Regions from separate parts of the Homo sapiens genome. Here region 1 is linked to region 2. Evidence: read pairs that join two places in POLR2A ChIA-PET (ENCODE). Cell type or tissue: CD4-positive, alpha-beta T cell. All regions are shown on one strand. Each heading gives the region's core, and the rest is flanking DNA. Links, peaks and the distances in the headings are about the cores only. Region 1 overlaps DLGAP4 (DLG associated protein 4). Region 2 overlaps SLA2 (Src like adaptor 2).

Region 1 (8,881 bases), core at 621-8,620, 200 kb after region 2:
CTGAGGCAGGAGAATCACTGGAACCCAGGAGGCGGAGGTTGCAGTGAGCCAGGATCCTGCCATTGCACTCCAGTCTGGGTGACAAGTGTGAAACTCCATCTCAAAAAAAAAAAAAATTGCTGGGTGCAGTGGCTCAGTCCTGTAATCCCTGCACTTTGGGAGGCCGAGGCAGACTGGAGGTTAGGAGTTCAAAACCAGTCTGGCCAACATGATAAAATCCCGTCTCTATTAAACATACAAAAAATTAACCAGGCATGGTGGCGGGTGCCTGTAATCCCAGCTACTCAGGAGGCTGAGGCAGGAGAATTGCTTGAACCCGGGGGGCGGAGGTTGCAGTGAGCCGAGATCGCGCCACTGCATTCCAGCCTGGGCAACAAGAGTGAAACTGAAACTCTGTCTAAAAAAAAAAAAAAGAAATACTCATCAGAGTTCCCAAGGGCTGGCCAGGCCCGCGCTTGCATTCCCCCTGAGATGAGGCACTCACTACCTGCAGAAGCAGCTCCTTCCACCTGAAATCTGCTTCCTGTAATTTCCACCCACAGCCTGGCTTTGCCCTGGGGAGCCATTCAGTTCATAGCCCCCTGCCCTACCCTTGAGAGCCACTTGGAAATGTGCAGCCACGGTGATGTCTCAGCCTTCTGCCACTTTCAAGCCATGTGGCCTTGGTGCACAGCAAGTGCCTGAATCAGTGTTGGCATTTGAAAGAAGAAAGCTATTCCCCCAAGCTGGGTTAGGACCCCCTGGGCCCCTGCAACTCTTGGTGCTGATCCCCATCACACTCTGCCGACACTGACATGACCGTCCATGTCTTTCCCAGTATTCTAATCTTTGGGACTGTGTCTTCTTTATTTCTGACTCTGTTCATTTAATTGTCCATCTGTCCATCTACCCCTCCCTCGCTCACATTTCCTGAGCACTTCCTGCATGCCAGATCCTGTCCTGGGCCTTGGGGACACATGGCTGCATCAGATGTGATCCCTGTCCTCAAAAAACTGTCAGTCTGATGGGGGTGGCAGGGAGAGGCTGGCAATTAGAATGTCATGCAATTGGTTCTGTGAGGGGGTTGGGATGGCACAGCTTCCAGATTTGTCTTCTAAAGGGCAGGAACATATTTTAGTCCCTGCTCAGGGCTGGGCTCAGAAAGGCCCTAATTAATCTCTGTTGAGAGCATGACCAGTGGAAGGACTCCCTGATTAGCAGGTACCACTAGGCCACCCATTTTATAGCTGAGCCACAGAGGCCCAGAATGAAGTGACTTTCCAAGTGAATCTGTGGTACGTCTAGGCCTCAAAACTGGTGCCGTCCCCAGAGCCCTCATCCCACCCCTGACCCTGCCAGAGACCCACCTGCAGGTAATGGTAGGCTAGACCCTGGTGGCAGGATTTGGACTTGAGCAGGCTCTTATCCAAGGTGGCTGAGGTCTTCTGGCAGACCTCGTGGGCGTGGCTGAGGGTCAGAGTGGACCAGGAGCCCCGTTTGACGTAGTTGGTGTCAGTGCCCACCCCAAGGCTGGGGCAGGTGGCTGGGGGTGCGGGCGGGGGTGGTGGGGCAGTCAGCTCAGTAGTGTTGTTCTTGGTGGTTTTGAGCATGTGCCCACTGATGGTGTTGTAGGCGTGCATGAAGTAGCGTGGCTGGCTGCGTTCTGCCTGGCGGCCTAGTGTCATCAGCCCAGAGGCTGGGCCACTGCTGCGGAAGGCGCCGGCCTCGCCGTCCAAGTTGTCATCGGAGCTCCACCAGCCTGAGATGTTGGAGCGGCTGCGCCGTTTGGGCTCCCCAGCCTTGGCCCGCTCCTTGCTTTTGGCCCTCCGGCCCTTGCCGTCCTCCATGCCACCCTTCTTGCTGCCATTGCCACCGACCTTGCCCGCTGTGCCCTCCAGTGAGGGTGCCTTGGTGAAGAAAAGCCGCTGGACTGAGTGGACCAGGTGGCGGATGCGGCCAGGGCTCTCACCACGGGCCTTGGCCTCGCCACGGGGAAATTGGAGGGTGCTGAAGCCATCACGGTGGATGGGCAGCTGCTTCTCAAACTGGTCCAGGAGGTTGGCGGGCAGCCGGTTGATCTTGGTGGCTTGGGCATGGCTGGGGAAGGGGCTCTCCTCTGGCACCTCGAAGTGGGAGTTGTAGTGGATGCGGGGAAAGGTGCTGCTGGGCGGGGGCAGCTGGTTGTTGAGGGGAAAGAGGCCATCTCCTGGCAGGGTGTTCTGCCCGGGGAAGCGGGCCTCGCGGGCGAAGGCCTCCGTGGGCGACAGCAGGTAGGGGTTGCGGTCGGTCCCTGCAAACAGGGGCTCGTGGGGTGGGTCTAGGCTGTCGGAGAGGTGGCGGGGGCGGCTGTCACCGAGGCCTTTCATGATCCCGGGCCGAGGGCAGGGGCCTTCACCCTAGCAGGGCGCCCGGGTCACCTCTCCCGGGCGGCAGCTATCCTAGGGAGAGAAGACAGAAAGCGGTCAGCTGGTCAGCTGGATTGTCGGGGAGGGGTGCCGGGAAGGTCAGATCCAGATCGCAAGGCTGGGAGGATCTCTGAAGCCAGTCCTCAATGTTGTGGGCCTGAGGACAGGAGTACACACCGAGGCCCACGTACTCTGTGTATAAATAAAAGTTACAACTCAAGCTACCGACTATCAGACAAGCACAACATCTTCCATTCTTCTAGCTTGAGGACTGTATCTTTAAAACAACCTGGAAAACCAGGCTCAGACTCAGAGTTCTGGGTCTCCTCTGAATTCCATGATGAAATATGGGTGGGGGGCTGCCCATCCTCCACTCTCTTTCCGTTTCTGACTCTGTCCCTCACCCCGAGGGTCCACATAGATGCAAATACCCCAGCCCACATCTCCTAGCTCTGTCCACAGGCCCCCAAACAGTCATCCCGGAACCCCAGGATGGTCCCTGTGGCAGGGTCCACCTCCCACGGGAGGACCCTGTGCTGGCCCTGGAGGCAGGCGTGGGTCATTTGGGCAGGGAATCCCAGGGTGCCCAGTATCCAGGGTGGTCTATGGGGGGATGCAGCCTGCTGGTGGGCATGTCCCCAGGGCTCCTGAACTCTCCTTGCCTTATGGGGAAAAACATGGACTTTTAGAGGGCCAGAGAGGTCTTTTTTTTTTTTTTTTTTTAGAGACAGAGTCTCACTCTGTTACCCAGGCTGGAGTGCAGTGGTGTGATCCTGGCTCACTGCAACCTCCGTCTCCCGGGTTCAAGTGATTCTCCTGCCTCAGCCTGCCGAGTAGCTGGGATTACAGATGCATGCCACCACACATGGCTAATTTTTGTATTTTTAGTAGAGACAGGGTTTCACTATGTTGGCCAGACTGGTCTCGAACTCCTGACCTCAAGTGATCCGCCCACCTTGGCCTTCCAAAGTACTGAGATTACAGGCATGAGCCACCATGCCTGGCCTTTTTTTTTTTTTTTTTTTTTTTTGCAACAAGGTCACAGACAGCTCACTGCAGCCTTGGCCTCCTGGGATCAAGGGATCCTCCAGCCTTGGTCTCCCAAAGTGCTGGGATTATAGCTGTGGGCCACTGTGCCTGCCTAGAGAGGCCTTCCAAAAAGAAGGACCTAGGGCAAGGGCCCATCTCATCCAGGTCTGAGGGCAGTACCGTCCAATTGTTTAACAGAGGAATTCCTATGTCAAATGGAAGCCCTCTGCAAAAACCTGCTCTGCCCTTCACCGAATGTCTACCAAGTATGACTGCTGGGCAGGTGCTGAGGGCTTCTGACACCAAAGAGGCCAACAAGCCCATAGGCCCATCATTTCCAATTGAGATGAAGCAAAGATGGCCTGGAATAGAGCTCTCAGAGTCAATAACAGGGGCACGTCCTCAGGACAAGCAAGGCAAGGGCTCACAAGAGGGTGGCATTTAGGTGCAGTTGCTGTGCCTCAGTTTCCCCTGTTGTAAAATGGGAACATCCTGGAAATACTAGTCCAAAACTTAGGTAAGTCCCTTCCTTTTCTGAGCCTGGGCCTCAATCTTCCTGTCTGCCATGGAGCAGAGAGGTTGGCGAGGTTTCTAAGCCCACCGGCCCTGTACGTGGGAGTACCAAGACTTGGTTTGGCCTGAGCCTGGTGTGCTGAGGATTGGCAAAGAGTCAGTGTGGCTGGAGCAGAGCAAGTGAGGACAAGGTTTGTGGAGGGAGGGCTCTCAGAGGGGCTGGGTCAGGTCACAGCACAAAGGCTCTGGCTGACATCAAGTATGGAGGGCAGAATAATGGCCCCCAAATATGCCCATGACCTTGTCAAAAGGAACTTGGCAGGTGTGGTTATTTTGCAAATGTGATTAAGGATCTTGAGATGGGGAGACTATCATGAATTATCTGGATAGGCTCAAGCTAATCACACGGTCCCTATAAGAAAGAGGCATGGGCTGGGCATGGTGGCTCACACCTGTAATCCCAGCACTTTTGGAGGCCAAGGCAGGTGGATCACTTGAGATCAGGAGTTTGAGACCACCCAGGCCAACACAGTGAAACCCCATCTCTACCAAAAAACAAAAAATTAGCTGGGTGTGGGGTGTGTGCTTGTAATGCCAGCTACTTGGGAGGCTGAGGCTTCTGGAGAATCACTTGAGCCCAGGAGGCAGAGTTCGCAGTGAGCTGAGATCGTGCCACTGCACTCCAGCCTGGGTGACAGAATAAGACTCTGTCTCAAAAAAAAAAAAAAAAAAAAAAAAGAAAAAAAGAAACAGGAATGGGCCAGCCATGGTTTCTCATATCTGTAATCCCAGCACTTTTGGAGGCCAAGGCAGGGCAGATCACTTGAGGTCAGGAGTTTGAGACCAGCCTGGCCAACGTAGTGAAACCCCATCTCTACTAAAAATACAAAAATTACTGGGTGTGATGGCGTGCGCCTATAATCCCAGCTACTTGGGAGGCTGAGGCAGGAAAATCACTTGAACCTGGAGGTGGAGGTTGCAGTGAGCCGAGATTGTGCCACTGCACTCCAGCCTGGGCAACAGAGTGAGACTCTGTCTCAAAAATAAATACATAAATAAATAAATAAACAGGCAGGAAGGTCAGAGTCAGAGGAGATGTGCCAACAGAAGCAGAGATCAGAGTGATGTGGAGACATGAGCCAAGGAATGCAGGCAGCCTTCAGAAGCTGGCAGAGATGGCTGGGCATGGTGGCTTACGCCTGTAATCCCAGCACTTTGGGAGGCCAAGGCAGGAGGATTGCTTGAGGCCAGGAGTTTGAGACCAGCCTGGGCAACAAAGTGGGACTGTGTCTCAAAAAAAGAGATGAATTCTCCCCTAGAGCCTCCAGAGAGAATGTAGCTCTGCAATCCGTTTTAGACTCTGACCTCTAGAACATCCTATGAGACAAAGTGCGCCAGTCTGGGAACCAGACAGCACAAAGCCACACGGAACCAGGACTGGAACCCAGGTCTTCTTGACTCTTAACGCAGGCCCCACCCAGCCCACTGGCCCTGCTGAACTGGAGGATGTGCAAAGAAAGGGGACAGTGTGGGGGCTGGATCCACCAGCTGAGGGGCAGAGGGTGGGGAGGATGGGACGGTACCAGGTGGCCTCAGCAAAGAGTGGATGTCCATCTGGCCCAGCATGGCCCAGCTTCCACCAGCTTCTCCAACCTTGTTCCCATCTCTTACTGTCCACCTGCCAGCCAAGCTCACACCCTTCAGGATTTCTTCATAGCTCTCACTGCTCTGGGAAACTCTCATGTGTTTACTTGTTTGCTAGTTTCTTGTCCATCTTCCCCTAGATCTGAGCTGTCCAATATGGTAGCCACTGGGCCACAGAGCACTTGACATGCAGCTAGTGCGACTGGGAAACTGAATTTTTAATTTTTTAAAAAGTTTAATTAATTTAATTTAAATAGCACATGTGGCAAGTGGCTACCAGGTTGACAGTATAGTCCTAGAGGTTCAACCCTCCTCTTGCAAGGTGCCTCCCTCCCTCACCCCTGCTAAAGCTGGGTTCAGCACACTTTCTTATTCTAACACCTTTTCCACCTTTTTGAGTTGGACGTTTAGTTCATTTGTTTTCTGATCTCCTTATACTCTAATAAATGTGTCACAGAAAAGCTATATATTTTCCCCTGAGTATCTATTAGCTGCATATTATGGATTGTATTTTTCCAGTTTTTTTTCCCTTTTTTATTTTTATTTTTTGACACGGAGTCTTGCTCTTGTCGCCCAGGCTGGAGTGCAATGGGGTGGTCTCAGCTCACTGCAACCTCTGCCTCCTGGGTTCCAGCGATTCTCGTGCCTCAGCCTAACTAGTAGCCGGGATTATAGGCACGCACCACCACGCCCAGCTAATTTTTGTATTTTTAGTAGAGACAGGTTTTCACCATGTTGACCAGGCTGGTCTCGAACTCCTGACCTTCTGTGATCCACCCACCTTGGCCTCCCAAAATGCTGGGATTACAGGCGTGAGCCACTGCACCCAGCCTTTTTTCCTTTTTTAAAAAAAAACTGAGGAGAAATTAATGTAACATAAAATTAGTCATTTTAAAGTGTACAATTTAGTGACATTTAGTAACAATGCTGTGTAATCACTACCTCCATCTAGTTCCGAAATATTTCCTTCCTTCCTTCCTTCCTTCCTTCCCTCCCTCCCTCCCACTTCTTTCTTTTGATGGACTCTCACTCTGTCACCCAGGTTGGAGTGCAATGGTGTGGTCTCAGCTCACTGCAACCTCTGCCTCCCAGGTTCAACCGATTCTCCTGCCTCAACCTCCTGAGTAGCTGGGACTACAGGTGCATGCCACCACATCCGGCTAATTTTTGTAATTTTTAGTACAGATGGGGTTTCACTATGTTGGCCAGGCTGGTCTCTAACTCCTGACTTCATGATCCGCCTGCCTCGGCCTCCCAAAGTGTTGAGATTACAGGCATGAGCCATTGCACCCAGCCTCTTTCTTTCTTTTGAGACAGGGTCTCGCTCTGTTGCCGAGGCTGGAGTGCAGTGGTGTGATCATAGCTCACCGCAGCTTTGATCTCCTGGGCTCAAATGTCCTCCCACATCAGCTTCTTGAGTAGCTGAGACTATAGGTACATGCCCAGCTAATTAGAAAAAACATTTTTTTTTTTTTTGGTACAGACAGGAGTCTCATTATGTTGCCCAAGCTGGTCTGGAACTCCTGGGCTCAAGCAATACTCCTGCCTCAGCCTCCCACAATGTTGGGATTACAGGCATGAGCCACCACACCCAGCCCTGAAACATTTTCATAACCCCAAAAGCAAACCGCATCCCCAATAAGCAGTCATTCCCTATTTTCCCCTTTTCCCAGCTTCTGACAACCACGTCCATAGATACTTTCCGTGTCTATGAATTTTCCTATTTCCCGTAGGTATTACTTTTATTGTAGCAAAATACATGTAACATAAAATTTGCCATTTTAACCATCTTTAAGCGTGCAATTCAGTGGGGCATTATGGACACTCACAATGTTGTGTAACCACCACTATGATCTATTTCCAAAACCATTCCATCACCCCAAACAGAAACTCTGTACCCATTAAGCAAAAACTTCTTTTCTCCTCCTTCTCCTAGCCCCTGGTAATTTCTTTTATTCATTTTTTTTTTTGAGACAGAGTCTGAGAGTCTCGCTCTGTCACCCAGGCTGGAGTGCGGTGGTGCGATCTCGGCTCACTGCAACCTCTGCCTCCTGGGTTCAAGCGATTCTCGTGCCTCAGCCTCCCAAGTAGCTGGGATTAGAGGCGCATGCCACCATGCCCAGCTAATTTTTGTATTTTTAGTGGAGAACGGGTTTCACCATGTTGGCCAGGCTGGTCTTGAACTCTTGACTTCAAGTGAAATGCCTGCCTTGGCCTCCCAAAGTGCTGGGATTACAGATGTGAGCCCTATGCCTGGCGGCCCCTAGTAATATTTAACCTACTTTCTGTCTCTCTGAATTTGCCTATGCTAAATATTCTCAATATGTGGAATCATATAACATTTGTTATTTTGTGTCTGACCTATTTCACGTAGCATAATGTTTGTTTTCTAAGTTCACCCATGTTGTAGCATGGGTCAGAACTTCATTCCGTTTTATGGCTGCATCATATTCCATCCTGCATATATAGTACATTTTGTTTAATCCATTCATCTTTGGATGGACACCTGGGTTGTTTCTACCTTTTGGCTATTGTGAATAATATTGCTACAAACAATGGTGTCCAAGTATCTGTTTGAGTCTCTGTTTTCAATTGTTTTGGGTTAATATCCAAGTGGAATTGCTGGATCATACAGTAATTCTATGTTTAACTTTTGTTTTGTTTTGTTTTTGAGATGGAGTCTTGCTCTTGTCGCCCAGGCTGGAGTGCAATGGCATGATCTTGGCTCACTGCAACCTCCGCCTCCTGGGTTCAAGTGATTCTCCTGCCTCAGCAACCCGAGTAGCTGGGATTACAGGTGCCCGCCACTGCACCTGGCTATGTTTTGTATTTTTAGTAGAGACGGGGTTTCACCATTTGGCCAGGCTGTTCTTGAACTCCTGACCTTGTGATCCACCCGCCTTGGCCTCCAAAAGTGCTGGGATTACAGGCGAGCCACCACGCCCAGCCCCTATGTTTAACTTTTTGCGGAACCACCAAACTGTTTTCCATAGCAGCTGCACCATATGACGTTCCCACCAGCAATATACAGGGGTTCCAGTTTTCCCAGATCTTGCCAGAACTTATTTCCTTTTTAAAAAAATTATAGTCATCCTAGTAGGTGTGAACTGGTATCTCCCTGTGGCTTTGATTTGCATTTTCCTGATGACTAATGATGTTGAGCATCTTTCCATGTGCTTATTGGCTGTCTGTATATCTTCTTGGGAGAAATGTCTATTTAAGTCCTTTGCCCATTTTATAATTGGGTTGTTTGTCATTTTTGTTGTTAAGCTCTAGGAATTCTTTGTATATATTCTAGATATTGAACCCTT
Region 2 (8,881 bases), core at 634-8,633:
AAGGAAGGAATTAGAGATACTGTCCCGGGAGAAGGGGCCCTTCCCCCAGGTAGAAAAGCACAAGCCTTTGCTGAAGCGCTCACAGAAACCCTGTGGTGGAATTTCAGGCGGCTGGACACCCCCACAGGGAGAAGCAGTGGGTGGGCAGCGCCCTGTAGCAGGGAGCCTGGAATTGTGCATCTACCACCAGCCCCAGCCCTGACTCAGGAGGTACCTGGACAGGCTAGTGCAGGGAAGCCTGGGAAACAGGCAGGACAGGTGGCCACAGGATCCAGCCTGAGAGGGTCCTTGCAAGCCCTGAATGTGTGGTTGTCGGGGCCTTGGCTCATCTGAAAGAGGTGCCCCCACTCCTTTCTCTCTCCAGGGATGGAGACTGGTGGACGGTGCTGTCTGAAGTCTCAGGCAGAGAGTATAACATCCCCAGCGTCCACGTGGCCAAAGTCTCCCATGGGTGAGTTCCCACCCCAGGCCCGCCTTGCAGAGCTTCCTGCTTTCTCCTCCCACAAGAACTCCCCTTTGTGCACGGCTCTGCGCTGAGCAAAGCTGGGGATGGGGGAGAATCGAACCCAGGTCCTGCCCTCAAGAGGGGCAGACAGCTCATCCTAGCACAGGTTGGCCTGTGAGATGTGGGAGCCAGAGGAAGGGCTTGGGAAGGCCCACAGAGGAGGTGTGGAGCTCTGGGCTTTGGAGGTTGCCAGGATCTCGTGGTGGAAAATGCTGAAAAGTCCACGTAGGAGATGGCAGCATGTGGCGTGAGGGGCTGGCACAGTGGTGCGCACCTGTAGTCCCAGCTACTAGGGAGGCTGAGGTGGGAGGATCATCTGAGCCTGGAAGGTCAAGGCTGCAGTGAGCCGTGATTGCGCCACTGCACTCTAGTCTAGGCCACAGAGCAGGAGCCTGTCTCAGTAAAAAAAGAAAAAAACAGAGGGGCAGCTCTTGGAAAGCTGAGGCTTAGAAAGGTGAGTGGATAGAATCAGGGTGCTTTGGGGACTGAGCAGGGATAGCAGAGAGGCTGGGACCAACCCAGGTTACTTGGGGGAATGAGGTCTCCAGGCAGAGAAAGCTGAGGCTGTCCCCATGAGTTTGTCCTCCCAGGGCCCTGGAGCCAGGACTGGGAGGACAAAAATGGCATGGACCTCGGAGACCCTGAGCCCAGCTCTTCGTGGAGCAGATAGAACTCTGAGGCCCAGAGAGGGAGGGCCTTGTGAGGGTCACTCAGCGGTGGTGGTAAAATCTTGGCTTCCCTCTTCCTCCAGGCTGACCCTGTCCCTTGTCCCTCTCTTTCGCTCCGCCAGGTGGCTGTATGAGGGCCTGAGCAGGGAGAAAGCAGAGGAACTGCTGTTGTTACCTGGGAACCCTGGAGGGGCCTTCCTCATCCGGGAGAGCCAGACCAGGAGAGGTGAGTAAGCTCGGTGCCAGCCCAGGCCCTCCCTACGTGGAGGTCTCAGAAAGGAGCCCACAGATATATGGCTGCAGGTGCGGCCCAGAAAATAGGCTTTGCCTGACTTCTCAGTCAACCAAGATTTCCTGAGCCCCAGCTCCGTGTCCTGCCCATATGAACCATGTGGAGCCCAGGCTGGGGGAGATGGAGACAGGCCATGAAAGCAGAGGAGAGGCAGCTAACTTTGGAGCAATCAAGGGAGGCTTCATGGAGGAATAGACCATGAGTGGACCTGGAGGAGTGGACCTGGGATCCTGAGGGATGTTCCCACAGGATCCCAGGCAACAAGACACAGTGGTGCTGGGGTGGGCCAGTGGGCTGCACCTCGGGACAATAGGAGGTTAGAAGTGAGCAAGCTCCAGCACAGAGGCCTTGGATGCCGAGCTGAGAAGCTTTGGTTTTCTCCCAAGGCAGTGGGGTTGCTACTCAGCAGAGACACAGTGCTGGGCGTGTGTTTTGGGGGAAACGAGAGGATGCATTACAGGGACTCTCTGAGTGTGTTCTGTGGGCCACCTGCTTAGAAGTAGAGGAGATGGGGGGTCAGTTTAGGGGACCCCGAAAATCGTATCCTTCTCTGAGAGGTTCACAATCCGTGTTAACACAAGACTTCTTAAGGCGTCGCGTTTGCCTAACTGGGCATTTCCCAAGTGTTTCTGACACAGGAGTGTTTCATCATGCAGCACCAGTCAGAGTCACTCCATGTTCATTCATTCAGCAAATGCTTCTCCAGCACCTATGATGTGGGGAGGCTTCAGGGAAGGACAGGACCTACTGTATGTGTCAGGCCTTAGGCATCTCTGCTGAGTGAGGTGGCCATGGTCCCTGCTCTCAGGGAGCTCCTGGGTCACTGGAAGCCAGTGTTCCATGGCACAGAGTTTGGGAAACATACCTCTATTTGAGATCCACAGTGATGCCAGGGCTTGCCCCTCCAATGCCAAGAGCCAAGTGTGATATGACTTGAGGGTGGGGCAGAAGGCCAAATGTGAAGGGCTGGAGTTCCTAGCCTTGGTGTCTAGCAGTCTGGCTGTCATCTGCCATGTTGCTGCCATGAGAGCCTATCAGCAATAGAGCAAAAATCTGCATTTCTAAAAATAATACAGGCCGGGCACTGTGGCTCACACCTGTAATCCCAGCACTTTGGGAGGCTGAGGTGGGAGAATCACTTGTGCCCAGAAATTTGAGACCAGCCTAGCCAACATAATGAGACCACTTCTCTACAAAAAAATTTAAAATGTAGTGAGGCATGGTGGTGCATCCCTGTAGTCCGAGCTACTTCGGAGGCTGAAGTGGGAGGATCACTTAAGTCCAGGAGTTCCAGGGTGCAGTGAGCCATGATTGCACCACTGCACTCCAGCCTGGGCAACAGAGCCAGACTCCATTTCAAAAAATAAAAGTGAATGTGAATGGCCCACAGTAGGGATCTAGGCTCAGCCAACACATTGGCAACTAGGATTTTTAATAGAGTATAGTCACAGAATTTCTCTGCGTTGACTAGGAGGTGATTCCTCCTTCCCCAAGACACAACATGATTCTGATCTCTTGGCAAAACATTAAAATGGTGACAGGATCTCTTGGGTCAGTAGCCAGTCAGAGCTAGAAACCCACTGGAAGTCATCTCATGGATCCTCCTCGCTCCACTGTACAGACTGAAAAACTGGACCAAAGAGGAGTAGGAACGGGCCACATGCACATTCATGTGGGGCTTCTCCCACCCCAGGTGCAGGGTCTTTTGCAATCAAAACACAAAGTTGATTGTCTCTTTGATGACCCTGCCTCCCTCTGAGCTGCTGCCCCTGAGTCCTTTAAGGCAGAGGCAAAGAGGGATGTTGAAGGAGCAGCAGCCCCCACGTTTATGTTAAGCCCTTTAAGTGACTTAAAACAATGTATGGGGATTGTACTTCCATTGTCTTCATTTTACAGATGGAAAAACTGAGGCTTAGGGAAGAGAAATAATTTGCCTGGGGAAACACAGCTAGTAAGTGCAGAGCCAGGATTCAAACCCAGCCACACCTCCTCTCACTCCAGGCCCCCAAGAAAGGCCCACGTGGGGCAGTAATGTTGGCACTGCAAGCATAGCAACAGACCAGGGAAGGAGGTATCAGGAATGGACAGACCTCCTGGCGCCCGCCTTGATATGAACCAACTGTGATAGGCTGTCGGGACCCTTCGTTCTCTGCCTCAGTCTCCCTCCCAGGACCCTTTCCAGCTTCTTTGTCTCTCCTCTCCTGCCCTTGGGCGTTCTTGGGTTGACCTCTCTGAGGCCCCTCCTGCTATTTTCTAGGCAGCATCAGCACCCCCACCTCACATACATCCATAGGCTGGTAGAGGGGCTGGGGAGGCCAGCCCAGCACAGCAGCTGCAAACAGGAAACCACAGCAGCGTTGCGGAGTGGAGCAGGGCCCCACTGCAGACTGTCCCCTGGAGCTTCAGAAGCCACAGGAAGTGCTCAGTGCTCAGCTCCCCTCCCCTGGCCCATTCTCTGGCCTGGGTCAGCCCCAAGAATATAGTGGCTGGCCCTTATGGCCACTCTGCCCCTTACCTAAAAAGACACAGATGCAAAGAGAAAACTCTGTGAGTGAGAAGAGAAAGCCGTATGGAGACTTTTTTTTTTTTTTTGAGACAGAGTCTCACTGTGTCGCCCAGGCTGGCGTGAAGTGGCACATTTTGGCTCAGTGCAGCCTCTGCCTCCTGGGTTCAAGTGATTGTCATGCCTCAGCCTCCCTGGTAGCTGGGATTACAGGCGAGTGCTACCACACCGGGATAATTATTATACTTTTTTGAGACAGAGTCTCACTCTGTTGCCTATGCTGGAGTGCAGTGGTGCGATCTCGGTTCACTGCAACCTCCACGTCCTGGGTTCAAGCGAGTCTCCTGCTTCAACCTCCTGAGTAGCTGGGATGACAGGCACATGCCACCATGCCCAACTAATTTTTGTGTTTTTAGTAGAGACAGGGTTTCATCATGTTGGCCAGGCTGATCTCAAACTCCTGACCTCAGATGATCCACCCACCTCGGCCTCCCAAAGTGCTGGGATTACAGGAGTAAGGCACTGCACCGGACTATTTTTTTTTTTTTGTATTTTTAGTAGAAACGGGGTTTTGCCATGTTGGCCAGGCTGGTCTCAAACTCCTGACCCTCAGATAATCCGCCCACCTTGGCCTCCCAAAGTGCTAGGATACAGGCATGAGCCACCGCGCCCAGCGGGATCCATGAAGATCTTTAAAGACTCATAAGATCCACATAAGGCCTCACCTGAGGTCAGGAGTTTGAGACCAGCTTGGCCAACATGGCGAAACCCCATCTGTACTAAAAATACAAAAAAATTAGCCGGGCATGGTGGCAGGTGCCTGTAATCCCAGCTACTCAGGAGGCTAAGGCTAGAGAATTGCTTGAACCTGGAGGTGGAGGTTGCAGTGAGACGAGATCGCACCACTGCACTCCAGCCTGGGTGACAAAGCGAGACTATGTCTCAAAAAAAAAAAAAAAATCCTCATAATTACCGGGACTAAGGTCTCCAGGTCCCCATAGTCAATTCCAAAAGGAGATGGATCAGGATGCAGCTATTGTTATCAAAGAGGAAGATGAAAAATGTTAGTTGGGGGAGGAGAAAAGAAAGAAGAAATTTGCCAATTTTCCAGGAAAGGTAAAATTTTCCTGCGGGTCATGGTTGATTTGTGGGTCAAGAAATCAGTTTAGGGGCCAGGTGCAGTGTCTCACACCTGTAATCCCAGCACATTGTGAGGCCAAGGCAGGAGGATCACTTGAGTCCAGGAGTTCAAAACCAGTCTGGGCAACAAAGGGAGACCCCCATCTCTTAAAAAAAAAAAATTTTTTTTTAAGTTAGCTAGGTGTGGTGGCATGTGCGTGTTGTCTAAGCTACTTGGGAGGCTGAGGCAGGAGGATCACTTAAGCCCAAGAAGTCGATGCTGCAGTGAGCTATGATCACACCACTGGACTCCAGCCTGGGTGACAGACCAAGACCCTGTCTCAAATAAATAAATAAATTCAATAAATCAACACTGATGCCTGTACCCCACCTCCAGGGTTTCTGATCTCACTGGTCAGGGATGTGGCCTGCACACTGTAAAAGCTGCCCAGGTGATTCTGATGGGTAGCCAGGGTCGGAACCCACTAATTTAGTGCGTCTGGACCAGTGCGTGTTTGTAGTGAAATTGAGCAGAGAACATGACCATGGTTGGGGTAAACATTGCGTCATAAAACTTTTGTTTCAGATTTTGTATAAGGTGTGTCCTGCGTCACAGTGTAAACTTTTATACTGTGGTTTGACACCACAGTGACTCTAGGGGCCCAAGTGACGTCATAGAACAGTGGTTCTCAGACTTGAGTGTACAGGACTCATCAGGGGAACTTGTTGACACTGTAGACTTGTAGGCCCTACCGCAGACCTAACTGAATCAGACTTTTGGGGGCAGAGGTCAGAAATCTGCTTCTTGGACAGGCTCTCTGGATGGTTCTATTGTTCTCTTGAGTTTGAAAACAGAGTTCCAATCTAGGGAACCCAGAATGAAGTAATAAGAGACAATGTACTTTACATTATGCTCTTGTCGTATATAATGGGAATTAGCCATTGACCAAGTGAGTGAGTGATGCCAGGATCAGCTTTTCATTGGCCCAAAGGCACTGATTCCACACGAGCTTCAAGCCTGCATGTGGACCAAGGAGGAAGGCCTGGGGCCCTGAGCTACCAGGAACACTAATCAGAGTCCGGAGCAGGAAGACCCCATCTTCCCAAGTCCTTCTGGCATACCTGGCTATATGATAGGCCTCGGGACAGCCATGGCCAGGCTCTAGTCAGGCCCCAAATCTTGCTCCGTGAAGGGGGCCTAGAAGCTTTGTGGAGGTCACAGGATTGTGCAGAGGTCAGCACAGGGTTAGGGACAGGCCCCAGCAGCAGCCCCTCTGCGCTGTCCTGCTGTATATCTGTTCTGTGTCAGGCACTATAAGGGAGATTGATGAGCAAGACGTGGTTCCTGCCCCTGCAGGGCTCACCTCTGTCCACTGTCAGTTGGGAAACACTTACTGAGCATCTCCTCCGAGTCAGGCCTGCTAAGTCATGGCTTTTGTCCTCAGGGTGCAGACAGTGGAGGGTGCAACATTCAATCCCTAAAGCTTCTTAGAGGCCTCAGCAGAGAAGGTTCAGGAGGGTCCTGCTAGGCCCACTTCTCACATGCAGCTCCTTATCTGATCCCTCATCCCTCACTCCCAGCATCATCACTGGAATACCTGACCCCAGAGGTCCCGGAGGTGATGTTGCCTAAGCCTGCTGGAGCTTTCTGAAATTAGGACCTTATACTTGGCCTTTCTTTCTGGTGGGTCCTCCTCTAGGCTCCGCGTCCAGCCACAGCTTCCACTGTTCCCTCTGGACCCTCTGCCCACCAGCCACTCTGTAAACACCTTGTTCTTTCTACCGCTGCATCCTTACACATACCCCTCCCTCCATCTGGAAAGCCTGCCCTCCGCTTCTCCTCACGGCAAGCTCACACTCATCCTTCGCCATTCTTTCCAGTGGGACTTTCCCAGACTACCACCTACCCAGACTATCGCCTTCCCAGACTATCACCTACCCAGGCTATCGCCTTCCCATACTATGTCAATTTTTGTTCTCAACTCCCATAGCATCTTGAAAATACCTCTTCTGTAGCTATAATAGGTTTATCTCTTTTCTTTTCCTCTTTTTTTTTTTTTTTTTGAGATGGAGTCTTGCTGTCGCCCAGGCTGGAATGCAGTTGGCGGGATCTCGGCTCACTGCAAGCTCTGCCTCCCGGTTTCACGCCATTCTCCTGCCTCAGCCTCCCGAGTAGCTGGGACCACAGGCGGCTGCCACCACACCCGGCTAATTTTTTGTATTAGTAGAGATGGGGTTTCACCATGTTAGCCAGGATGGTCTCGATCTCCTGACCTTGTGATCTGCCCGTCTGGGCCTCCCAAAGTGCTGGGATTACAGGCATGAGCCACCGCGCCCAGACTTTTTTTTTTTTAAGACAGGGTCACCCAAGCTGGAGTGCGGTGGCACTATCTCGGCTCACTGCAACCTCCACCTCCCAGGCCCAAGCGATTCTCCCACCTCAGCCTCCTGAGTAGCTGGGACTACAGGTGAATGCTTCCACGCCCTGCGAATTTTTGTGTGTGTTTTTTTTTTTTTAGACGGAGTCTCGTTCTGTCATTGGGCTGGAGTGCAGTGGCACAATCTCGGCTCATTGCAACCTATGCCTCCTGGGTTCAAGCAATTCTCCTGCCTCAGCCTCCCGAGTAGCTAGGATTACAGGTGCGTGCCACCACGCCCAGCTAATTTTTGTATTTTTAGTAGAGACAGGGTTTCACCATGTTGGCCAGGATGGTCTTGATCTCTTGACCTTGTGATCTACCCACCTTGGCATCGTAAAGTACTGGGATTACAGGCATGAGCCACTGCGCCCAGCTGTATTTTTTTTTAAAGTCAGGGTTTTGCCATGTTGCCCTGGCTGGTCTTGAACTCCTGACCTCAAGTGATCCACCCACCTTGGCCTCCCAAAGTGCTCAGATTACAGGCGTGACCCACCATGTCTGGCCCAGGTAATTTTTGTATTTTGAGTAGAAACAGGGTTTGGCCATGTTGCCCAGGCTAGTCTTGAACTTCTGACCTCAGGTGATCTGCCCACCTTGGCCTTCCAAAGTGCTGGGTTTATAGGCATGAGCCACCACACCCAGCTTTTTTTTTTTTTTTTTTTGACAGGATCTCACTCTATTGCCCAGGCTGGAGTGCAGTGGCACAATCATGGTTCACTGCAGTCTTGAACTTGTGGGCTCAAGTGATCCTCCCACCTCAGCTTCTTGAGTAGCTGGAACTACAGGCGTGCACCACCATGCCTAACTTTTAAATTTTTGTAGAGACAGGATCTCACTCTATTGCCCAGGCTGGTCTCGAACTCCTGGGCTCAAGCCATCCTCCCGCCTTAGACTTCCCAAGTGCTGGGATTACAGGCATGAGCCACCACAGCTGGCTAAATTTATTTCCTAAAACAAAATCATGGCCGGGCACAGTGGCTCATGCCTGTAATCCCAGCACTTTGAGAGGCCGAGGCGGGGGAATCACCTGAGGACAGAGTTCGAGACCAGCCTGGCTAACATGGTGAAACCCCATCTCTATTAAAAATACAAAAAAATTAGACAGGCATGGTGGCAGGTACCTATAATGGCAGCTATTCAGGAGGCTGAGGCAGGAGAATTGCTTGAAACCAGGAGGTGGAGGTTGCAGTGAGCTGAGATCATGCAATTGTGTTCCAGGCTGGGCAACAAGAGCAAAACTCCATCTCAAAAAAAAAAAAAAAAAAAAAAATCAGGGTACGTGGTCTGATGAGAATAATACAGGAACTAAATACTTGAAATGAGGACCATTAAGGAAAATCCCAGCTGTGGATGTGCTGACAAGACAGCACTTAT

The links. ChIA-PET counts read pairs that join two places held together with the same protein. Peaks named below come from ENCODE experiments on the same cell type or tissue, not always from the same donor. Only the 100,000 strongest peaks of a DNase experiment are listed, where the experiment ranks them.
Region 1: POLR2A ChIA-PET joins it to region 2 with 5 read pairs; 2 of 35 experiments call an interaction of 5 or more read pairs at or near these places.

Annotation. Positions count from the first base shown.
Region 1 is chr20:36,425,182-36,434,062 of GRCh38, reverse strand. It overlaps DLGAP4 (DLG associated protein 4), which reads right to left. Exons shown (of 13, transcript NM_001365621.2): 3 at 1,347-2,417. The coding sequence starts at 2,345. Among named protein-coding and RNA genes, the nearest start is that of MYL9, 110 kb to the left of the region's middle. RefSeq lists an enhancer at 1,732-2,233. In CD4-positive, alpha-beta T cell, for the core only: no CTCF peak of the experiment used is centred there; no DNase peak of the experiment used is centred there.
Region 2 is chr20:36,625,113-36,633,993 of GRCh38, reverse strand. SLA2 (Src like adaptor 2) reads left to right here. Exons shown (of 8, transcript NM_032214.4): 4 at 365-451; 5 at 1,296-1,399. Among named protein-coding and RNA genes, the nearest start is that of SLA2, 17 kb to the left of the region's middle. RefSeq lists enhancers at 467-968, 3,648-3,757. In CD4-positive, alpha-beta T cell, for the core only: no CTCF peak of the experiment used is centred there; DNase peaks (open chromatin) are centred at 3,823 and 5,753; H3K4me3 peaks cover 576 bases; H3K27ac peaks cover 1,870 bases.